Linked DNA regions of Homo sapiens: regions 2 and 3 are each linked to region 1. Evidence: chromatin contacts called from ENCODE Hi-C or POLR2A ChIA-PET data. All regions are on one chromosome and are shown on one strand. The core of a region is the stretch at or near the end of the contact, and the rest is flanking DNA. Distances in the headings are between cores, read along the strand shown. Region 1 holds the start of IL15 (interleukin 15). Region 2 holds the start of SLC10A7 (solute carrier family 10 member 7). Region 3 holds the start of SLC7A11 (solute carrier family 7 member 11).

Region 1 (3,346 bases), core at 406-2,905:
GTTTGTGGGCAGTCCAAGAGAGACAGGATCTGAGATGTGATGATATGTCCTCTGGCAGCAGCAATATCTGATATTGAGCTCTGCTAGGTGGTGCTGAGCGTGGACACCTGCTTCCTTCACCGGCTGCAGAGAACACAGTATCCATTAAAGGAGCTGAAAGAGGTGCTAGAGGAGTTTACATGGCAGGAGTCCAGGAAGCTCTGCAACAGTCCAAAATGAGGTTGGGACACATGATACACTTGTTCATCCCTATTCTCTATCTTCACACATATGCATATCAGTCCTTCCGTGGCTGCTATATTCTTGTGGTGAGATCCAAACCAGCTGCAGTCTTGCTCTCCCAGTGCATGCTCATTCTGCAAATCAGAGCTTCAATGTATTGCTATGAAAAATTCTGACTGGTCTTGAAATCCATTGACACCATCACAAGAAAATTCAACATGACATCGTCATGAACAGAAATGGATGATGGCTTCATATTCTTAAATATAATTTCCAACTATGGTGAAATTTTGAATGGTTGTAAAAACTGTTTTTGCATTTTTATACCTCACTTATTTTGTTAATGGAGACTATCTAGAGTTTGATGTAATTCTCATCAAAAAGTCCATCAGTAATTATTTCAAATATAAAACTGATATCAAAAAATTGAGTTAATGAAAATAAACTCAAATTTTTCATAAAAATATGAAATTATATTATACGGAACTTTATGTACATGGAAAGTGAATAATTTCTATTATTTTTCTATTTGATATTTATCATATTTATGTAATTAAAAACATAATTAAATTTTAAACTAAATTAAACTGCGCTCCAGGAAGACATCATTTTCTCTGAACCATGACTCTGAAAATTTGGAAAGCACCGTACAAGAGGGATTTTCAGTGATTCACAAGAGTGCAAGATTCTGCAAAGTACTTTCAAAACTAAGCGTGAGATCTTTGCTACTGCCTTTATGGCATGCAAATCACTCAGCCTCAACTCAGTTCCTTCCTCCAATGTAAAAATACTACAAGAACAACATCTCACGCTTCCATCAAATGGGACCATGTGTGATATTTTACACTGGACTACACAATAGGCTGGAAAAGTGATCCGCAGAGAGGCTCATTGCTCTAAGTTCACTCCCTGTACCAACTGTCTTGCACAAAGCTGCCACCCGGGTGTCTTCTTCCAACATTTCCCCTAGTTGGACTTCAAAGTTTCCTTCTTGCAGCCTGTGCGGGGACCAAGAGGCCGGTCTAGAGTAGCCGCCCAGCATCCAGATCCGACATCCTTTTCCCTTTCCTCAGGAAGACTTGGATGCGCGCCAGCCCAGCCCGGGTCTCCAGGTTCAGCTGCGGAAGCTTCCCACATGGTGCCCGTCGCTTGGGATGCGGCTATCCTTGTGCCTTCTCTGCAGGTGTCCCGGCAGGTAGAGGAGGAGACCGGTGGCTGGTGTTCCTGCAGGGCGGGGCTGGGGCTCCTCGATGTCCTTGCGCTTGCCCTGCAAGTTCTGCGCCCCAGGCCCCGGCAGGGACGGAAACAGGCCGGGAAGCAGTGACACCTGGGGCAGTCAGTCATCCAGGAGCCGCCGCCACCCGCCCCACCCCCAGTCTCCGCGGGAGGTGTTTGTCTTCGCCTATGCTCCCGGCTCTTTCTCTTTCACTTTTCTTTTCGCCAGGGGTTGGGACTCCGGGTGGCAGGCGCCCGGGGGAATCCCAGCTGACTCGCTCACTGCCTTCGAAGTCCGGCGCCCCCCGGGAGGGAACTGGGTGGCCGCACCCTCCCGGCTGCGGTGGCTGTCGCCCCCCACCCTGCAGCCAGGACTCGATGGAGGTACAGAGCTCGGCTTCTTTGCCTTGGGAGGGGAGTGGTGGTGGTTGAAAGGGCGATGGAATTTTCCCCGAAAGCCTACGCCCAGGGCCCCTCCCAGCTCCAGCGTTACCCTCCGGTCTATCCTACTGGCCGAGCTGCCCCGCCTTCTCATGGGGAAAACTTAGCCGCAACTTCAATTTTTGGTTTTTCCTTTAATGACACTTCTGAGGCTCTCCTAGCCATCCTCCCGCTTCCGGAGGAGCGCAGATCGCAGGTCCCTTTGCCCCTGGCGTGCGACTCCCTACTGCGCTGCGCTCTTACGGCGTTCCAGGCTGCTGGCTAGCGCAAGGCGGGCCGGGCACCCCGCGCTCCGCTGGGAGGGTGAGGGACGCGCGTCTGGCGGCCCCAGCCAAGCTGCGGGTTTCTGAGAAGACGCTGTCCCGCAGCCCTGAGGGCTGAGTTCTGCACCCAGTCAAGCTCAGGAAGGCCAAGAAAAGGTACCGCAGCTCCCCACTTCCTAACTGCTCCCGTCCCAAACTCATTGTGGGCCGGTGCAGATGTCTGTGCGTGCGCGTCTATCCCTACCTTTGCAAAATCAAATTATCGCCCTCTTCTTTGCTTGCACACGTCTTCTGGGAGAGAAATTTGCAGGAATGGTCAGTGCTTGGCAGTCAGGCCTGGGTCTGTATTGGTTCCAACTCTGCGCCAGCCAGTTATCTCTTAGAGAAGCGATAGTGTATCTAGAATGTCGAAGGAACTTGGAAAAAATACGAGCGAATTTCACTGAAATAAAATCATTATTCAAGGTGGCTTTTAAATGAAAATCCAGCCAATTTTTTCAAGTGTTATTAAGACCGCATGTAGCAAGGGTATATAGTTCATTTGACTTTATGTAATTCCATGCATTAAAAACTATGTTGACTTCAAAGTATGTCTAAACCAAACTAATTCTTAAATGATGCTTACAACAGATTCTTAAATAGGATGAGTCAGCAATTTCAAAACTGGAAGTAAAGTGGTGGTCACCAGCTAGTTTCCATTATATATTTTTAAACTACTATCTAATATTATGATACTGGTGGTGGCCAACTAAGTGGACGTCATCCTTATCTTGTCAGTGTGGTGAAAGAGGCCATATTAGCTAGGCTGAATTTTTGCTCAGGTATTACAGAATAAACTGGTGATTATGCATCCTGCCATGTAGAGGTTATAAGGTGAACCATTCTACTGAAAGCATCAAGATACAATACACTTTTGGAAGGCCGAGGCGAGAGGATAGCTTGAGACCAGGAGTTCCAGTTTATAGTGAGCTATATGATCTGCCACTGCACTCCAGCCTGTCAAAAAATAAATAAATGAATAAAAAAGATATAATACAGGTTAAATTTTTAAACTCCTGTTGTTTTCGTGTGAAGTAATGTGGCCAACAGAGCAAGGAAATACATGGGAAGGAACATAAAGACATATAAAGAGAAGAACTGAAAATACAGCAAAAGCCATTTAGATTTAAAAAGTGAAGAAAAAGCTAGTTTTGCTTAAAGTTAAC
Region 2 (3,346 bases), core at 214-2,713, 4.9 Mb after region 1:
TCCACAATTTTGGTTTAAATAATTCCTTTTAAAATGTTCCCGGAAGCTACTTCTAAACAGAGTAATGGGGTGGAGGTTAAGGGGAGAAGGGACCACTGCTGTTCTCCTAAGAGATCATTTCATTCACTTCCATCATGTTTTAACAAAAAGATAAAAATAACTTCAAATATCCTCCTGAGCGCTTCCTACTATGAAATATTGTGCCTGTTCACCTCTATCCTTATTTGCTCCGGTTGCATGAGTTAGGTATTAAACCTGTCAATAAGCTTGGAAACTGACAAACAAGGTCAAAAAGACAAGCGAATTGAATAAATTCAATTAATGTTTATGAAAAGTAGTACAAGATTGTCTAAAGGTGTTGGGGGGGGCATAAAAAACTAATATTTCTAATGTTCCCACCAGTGCCCATCATCTCCTGTACAAAGCTCCCACTATTCAGAGATCTAAGTATGCTTTCAGTCCATCCACATTTCCTTGCCAAAACACACACTACACTACACTACACATAGTCTAACAGTCTGTATCTGTTAGACTGCTAGTATAGCAACTGAATCCCGGCAGCACACGGAAGTATGCTGTAATGAAGTGTCCTGTAATCAAAGAGTGCAACGTGTCAGTCGGCTTGGGAGTTTCTGGAGCACCAGCAACTACAGCAAATCATCACTCTCCAACATGTGGGCCATAAAATCTGAGTTGGGGGCGGAGGTGTCCCTTTTCTTGTTTTTCCTCCACTTTTTTTTTTAATGTGGGGGCGGGGAGGACTCGAAAGTAGACTCGATAATGAGGTCCACTCCAAGATAGATACGGAACTCTTAGCAACCTAGATTCCCTTGGGATAGGATGCTACTTTGAAGGCAAGAGGAGTAAGTTTCATTCTCTGTAACCTCACTTCTTGACACTCAGGATAGTCATTGTTTGTCTACGGAAAAGGCTACCTGCCCTCAAATTCCTTTGCCTCGTTCCTAATTACAAGTTCCCTCTGGGGTTGGTAAATTAGAAAATCAGCAAAAGGGCCAAAGGCTGGTCAGTGCCCCCTGAAATTGGCAAGCGCTTGCAATGAGGGTTGCCCCACCTTTCCAAGACTCACAAATTAGTTCTGAAGTGGGAGCCGCGGTGGAGCCGGCAGAGGTGCAGCACTTACCCCCATTCACCCCTATGGACGGCTCCAGTTTAGCTCCAGCGATCGCCAGCACTATTCCGACCATGAACCAGTCTTTCCTCATTCTCTCCAGCAGCCTCATATTTGTTAGGGTGGGTGGGTTTTGTTTATTTGTTTGGCTTTTTTTCTTTTCAAGCTCCGATCACCTAATCCTTGGAGCGTCTCCACACTTTCCTTGGTCCCTCCAGACATGCAGCAGAGCAAGTCAAATTGCCGATTGTAAAGTAAAGACCTGGGGGTTGCTCCGGCGGCTTTGAGGAGGGTTGGGAGTAGTAGTAGCCAGTGACAGGAAAGTCTCACTGAGCGCCGCCATCACTACCACGCGCCTCAGAATACACGCGCACAAACGCCCCCAGCGCCTCTGGCCGCGGGCTCGCAGGTGCAGATGCTTTGAAATGAAGAACTCGGACCAGGCCGACAACGTGGGCGATCCGGCAAGGGAGGCTGGCCGCCGGATGGGGCTGACAAGCGCACCGCTGTCGAGACCTGCGGAACCTTCTGAATGACGAGGGGTCGGGGAGAGCGTCGTAAGGCGCCACAGCCAGCAAGCCTCACTGACTGTCCTTTTCTAACAAACCTTTAGGCACAGCCACCCACCCTTCTGGAGCATATCTCCATGGAGAGCCTCTCTTTTGCTGTGCCATGACTCCGCGGGCAGGGCTGACGTGTGCTTGGGGCAAGGGATTTCTCCGTTGAAGCTGCGGCAGCGGGGTGCAAGTTTGGAGACGCGCTTCTTCGGGACATTACGGCGCTTCCACGACGCTAGCGCTGACGTATGCGCGGGGGGGAGGGGAGGCCACTCTGGATCTCCGAGTTCCCAGCCTGAGCTGCCGGAGTTAGAGGTGTCCGCGCGGGAAAGTGGCTCGCTGGTGGGCGGGGAGCCTTATCTCTGGCGGTGGGTTGAAAATCCGGCGCCGGGCAGATGCCCACGTTCGCTGGACCCCTGCTTGCCGGCGTCCGCTACAACCCAAGGAAGGTGGGCCCGACCTCGCCAGGTCGCTCGCCTGCGGGTGGGCATTTGGTCCGGATCCCCTTCCCTCTGCGGCCCACACCTGTCTCCGGGACTGGGGAGGGCTGCAGGGATCGGGGCAGATCTGCCTTTGCGGGCCGAGAGTGACAGCTGAAGTCTCCCCACCAACTAAGCTACTCGCGGGCGGAGTGGGGTCTGCGCTGGCAAGCCCCTGGGCGCGCGGGTGCCCGCTCTGGCTCGCCCCCAGGGCTGACCTACCCAAGCCACAGGAAAACTCTGGGAAGAGGGTCGCGGATTCCAACGCGGAAGTGGTGGGGGATTGAGTCTGAGAGGTTGGGGAGTCCTACCTTCCATTGCCACGAGTGCTAGTTCTATCTGCCAGTTTCTTCCTTGAAATGTCTTGTGGCAACCAGTGACATTGATGGTTTCATGAATGGACTTCCTACCGGTAGACCCTGCAAGAGCATGAACTCCACTGTATCATTCATCCAAATGAAGAAAGAAAGAAAATAGTATGTGATATTTTGAAATAACCTGGCATCTGCCACTTAAATGGTTAAAAATAGAACTTAAGGTTTGGAAGAGATTGTTTCGTGATGACAGACTTTAATTCTGAATTTATTCAAAGCTGGAAAGACACTCGTCGTGTCATTTCCTCTATTTAATTTAGCTTTATCTTGATGGCAAGACTTCCAGAAACTAAGCCACTTTAAGAGTTGTGCTCCCAGTTGTAGGTTACACAGTACCAAGTGTCATCTAATTATACATCAGGCAACATGAAAAAAAATTAATTTCAAGATAAAAAGAACTTAACAGGGAGACATAGATGACATTAAGCAGTTTACTCTGAAAAGAGACAGGTACATGAAATATAAAATTTGATGTTAGTTGTCAGGCAGTCAGAAGATAAGTGAAGATAAATGAAAGATAGTTTACAACATAATTATTTTCTTATAGTAATTTCTTAGTAGGTTAAAGAGTCATACGTCTCAGTCATTGAAGGGATAGTTTTGTATTAAAACATCATTAAACATTAAGTTTACAGAAATTGAGCTGTTTTAACTGTACAGCTATTCACAAATTATTTACTAATACCTCTTTGATCTGTGTAGAGCAGAATCTAACTCAGAGATTTTTTTGTTCTGTTTTTAATGGTACTTAAAGGAAAAGAATATAATGTACCATGAATTATATTCTCTTAAGGCCTGTATTTGTTT
Region 3 (3,346 bases), core at 475-2,974, 3.4 Mb before region 1:
AACATCACAAGGCCTGAGTAGAAAGAATGAATTGATTGGTACACATGGGAACAGGAGTTAGTACTTGTTAATTAGTCCTAGAGTTAGCGTTAGTACTTGTTAGTTAGTGTTAGTCCCAGAGTTAAGACAAAGAGCAACTTTAAAGTACAGAATCTTTCCCAAGAAGAGTAAATAAATCCTCATAGCATAAATCAAATTTAATGTTTGACAGTTCACCAGTTTTTATCATCTTTACAACAAACTCAGGTAGCTCTCTAGTAATTTGCCTACTCCATAAGGGGGCATTTATTTACCTCTTTACTATTAATTCTCAGATCAATAGAAGAGACATAAACTTTGAAGAAAAATTCATAATTATACTTCTGCCAGTTCCCTTCAGATTAATTTAGTGAACAGGTGGACAAATTCTCTGTGTCCCTGGAGAACAAGTGAAATATAATGAAAAAAACAGATCTGGGCAAGTACAGAAAACTAACGCCCAACTGAAGTTTTAAAACTTATATTGCAAAAGTGTATGGGTATTGAGAAGAGATGAAAGGTTGAAAAGTAATTTGAAATATGCTCAGGCCATTGCAATATACCCCATTATGATAGGGATTGAGTTATGCGCCATCATACATCTCTCCCATGTCAAGGACTTTTGAAAGGATATTAAGAGGTGACAAGCACATGAACTTAAAAAATATTTTTATAAAGACTGCCACCCATTTGTTTGGCTAATAAAAAGTCAGTAAGACTTCTGCTGAACACTCCGTTCTATGTCTAAATAGCCCATGCCAGGTTCCACTTCACAGGTGTCTCATTCAGCATGCCAGCTGCCAGAATGCCCAAGCTAAGTGTACAACTGCCCGGCACAGAAAGTGTGCATGTTTTTTACTGGGTCATGAAAGTTAGCCTTTGCTCTCATCACCACAGAGAAAAGTCAGAAGATAGCCTGTCTTAGTCAGGAAAAGAAAGTACAGCCTGTAGGAAGCAATTTGAGGGTGTTCCAGATCACACCAACAGCGGATGCTGCATCTGGGTAGTTCACGTACCCGAACAAAAATTTTAAAAATTTGGTGTGGCCTTTGCCATCCATTCACTCCTCAAAAACTACCATTTGCTTTCCCAGAAAGCAAGCTTTCCAGCCCCACAGCCACGCCCCCACGAGAGAAAAAGTCGCACTCACCAAATAGTGACAGGACCCCACACACCGTCCAGATGGTCAGAGACATGCCCACGCTGCCCGTGTTCTGGAGCACGCCCTTAGGAGAGATGAAGATTCCTGCTCCAATGATGGTGCCAATGATAATGGAGACTCCCCTCAGTAAAGTGACTTTCCTCTTCAGCTGCACTTTCTCCTGCCCAGGTGGCTCCTTGTTGCCCAGGGAAGGCAGCCTCCCGTTAACATTTCCCTGCAGGTAACCTCCTTTGGAGATGGTGGACACAACAGGCTTTCTGACCATAGTAGGGACACACGGGGGAAAAATAAAACAGAGGGAAAGAAAACAAAACTTTCAACTTTGGTGTCTCTTGGTGTTACTGATCGATGTCTTCCTCTGCTTTCAGACTGTCTCTCTCAGCGCTATAGTGTTCACAGGTGAAAACTCAAAGGTGTGCTTTTTCCTTCACAGCGATCTAATTACTACTCAGAAACACCTGTGTATGCATCGTGCTCTCAATTCTCCACCTCCTCGTTCCACCACTGCTGCTGCTGCTGCTGCTGCCGCCCTATCATTACAAACCAGCTCAGCTTCCTCATGGGCTTGTATTTAAGCGCCTGCCTGTCACACCAACTTACTACAGCTAAATGATGATGCAAATTCTCCAGGTTTGCATCAGCCACATGAGAAGCCTCCAGCATTACTCAGCTCTTTTTTTTAAAAAAAGAAAAAAACAGGAGGAGCTTGTTGCTCAACTGACCTAAGCTTTTTAGAGAACAAAGCACACACTTTAAAGAGATTTTAGCCAATCCAGAAGTAGTAAATTCGGAACAGACCTTCCCAGAGATTTAAAGCAACTCGTAGTGAGCAACAAAAGCTGTTCAAACAAAATGAAACAGGAAATAGTTACTTCATTTTAAGGAGTTTCTTTTTCTTTAATGCGTGTATAAAAACATTTTACATGCGACTGTTTTGTGAGTAGAATGTATCCTAAAGCTACATTGTTTATAACAACACAGTTTGAATTTCATAATTTGTGTAATGCTTTTTATTTTTTTATTTTGAGTTTTTTATAAGGCAATACAGTCAAATCCAATATTTACAAAATTAAAGATTCTACACTTTATACTTCTGTCACATACACACAACTATAAGCCTTCCTCAACATTAAAAGATAAAATTATTTCTTACTACTCATAATAAACCAGTATTTTAAATCACCATCCGAGTGTGACTAATACAAAATTCACCATGACTCCAGAAAATAGTCATTTTCTGATTCTCATTAGCACTAGGTGATTTTTTTGAACTATGTAAAAGATACATATCCTTCATTGTCATGTTGTTCCTTTGAATTACCAAAAAAAATTTCTAAGTTCAAAATTACACAATTACAATTACATAAAAATATGTATATAGCAAAAGCCTGTAAAGGAAAACAGAATGGTAGTTATAGAAAGTAATGATATTATGTATGACTTTTTTCCACATTATATAAACTATTGTTATTATTATAAATTTAAAATGCATTAAAAATGTAAGCTAAATTAAAATATTTACTTTGCAATAGTCAAAAAGGCAAAACATTTTTAAACCCTTCTAACTTTCTCAACCAAGTGTCAAGAAAAAACAAATATGAAAAGAAAAGAAATCCTAGATATCATTTTTGGCTATAGTTACATGTGGTTTTGGATTCAGTGAGAAGAATTGAATGTTATCATTACCCTGAAGCTACCTTTATACGCACCATTAAATAAGCTTCTGAACCTTTGAACAAAAACCACAAACAAAAAGCCTGTGTGCGAGAGGTTGGCAGGGAAAGAAGGGAGTCAAGTATGGTGAGGATGATCAAAGAAAGAAATGAGAAATCGCCATTAGGAAAGTAGCATGGAAAAGGTCAGAACCATTTTCTGTTATGTTGACACCTGAGAAAATGACACCACCTCAATGCTTTGCCATCCAAATAATTGAGGCTACATTTTCTCCTTTTTAAATTATCTATCTAAATTCTATATAATTGGTTTCAGCTACACCAAGTTAAAGTTTTTATAAAACCAAAATAAATACTTTTTCTCAGTTGTTAATGTCTTTCAAAAAACAAAAATGGATCATTTTCCTCATGCAATCCTGCTAAAACTCCCAAAGAAGGAAGCTAAATAGAGATTCTTTTCTTTCCAATTCTCTTCCTCCTCCTACATCTCCTT

The links. A loop is a pair of places that touch in the nucleus more often than their neighbours do. ChIA-PET counts read pairs that join two places held with the same protein, here RNA polymerase II (POLR2A). Pooled maps may share reads with other maps.
Region 2: a pooled map shows a loop between it and region 1 (8-fold over the local background). The contact joins the promoter of SLC10A7 here to the promoter of IL15 in region 1. A Hi-C loop is called at or near these places in 2 of 37 single-sample maps with no recorded cell type and 2 of 50 pooled maps.
Region 3: a loop to region 1 is called in a pooled map, with 11 times the contacts of the local background. The contact joins the promoter of SLC7A11 here to the promoter of IL15 in region 1. A Hi-C loop is called at or near these places in 4 of 37 single-sample maps with no recorded cell type and 7 of 50 pooled maps. POLR2A ChIA-PET finds 5 or more read pairs at or near these places in 1 of 52 experiments (H1).

The regions. Positions count from the first base shown.
Region 1 is chr4:141,634,928-141,638,273 of GRCh38, forward strand. IL15 (interleukin 15) reads left to right here and starts at 1,656. Exons shown (of 8, transcript NM_000585.5): 1 at 1,656-1,821. RefSeq lists an enhancer at 1,569-1,658.
Region 2 is chr4:146,520,477-146,523,822 of GRCh38, forward strand. It overlaps SLC10A7 (solute carrier family 10 member 7), which reads right to left and starts at 1,464. Exons shown (of 12, transcript NM_001029998.6): 1 at 1,142-1,464. The coding sequence starts at 1,241. RefSeq lists enhancers at 592-821, 1,262-1,331, 1,552-1,631, 1,642-2,061, 2,232-2,311.
Region 3 is chr4:138,240,625-138,243,970 of GRCh38, forward strand. It overlaps SLC7A11 (solute carrier family 7 member 11), which reads right to left and starts at 1,725. Exons shown (of 12, transcript NM_014331.4): 1 at 1,169-1,725. The coding sequence starts at 1,445. RefSeq lists enhancers at 1,071-2,270, 1,740-1,979.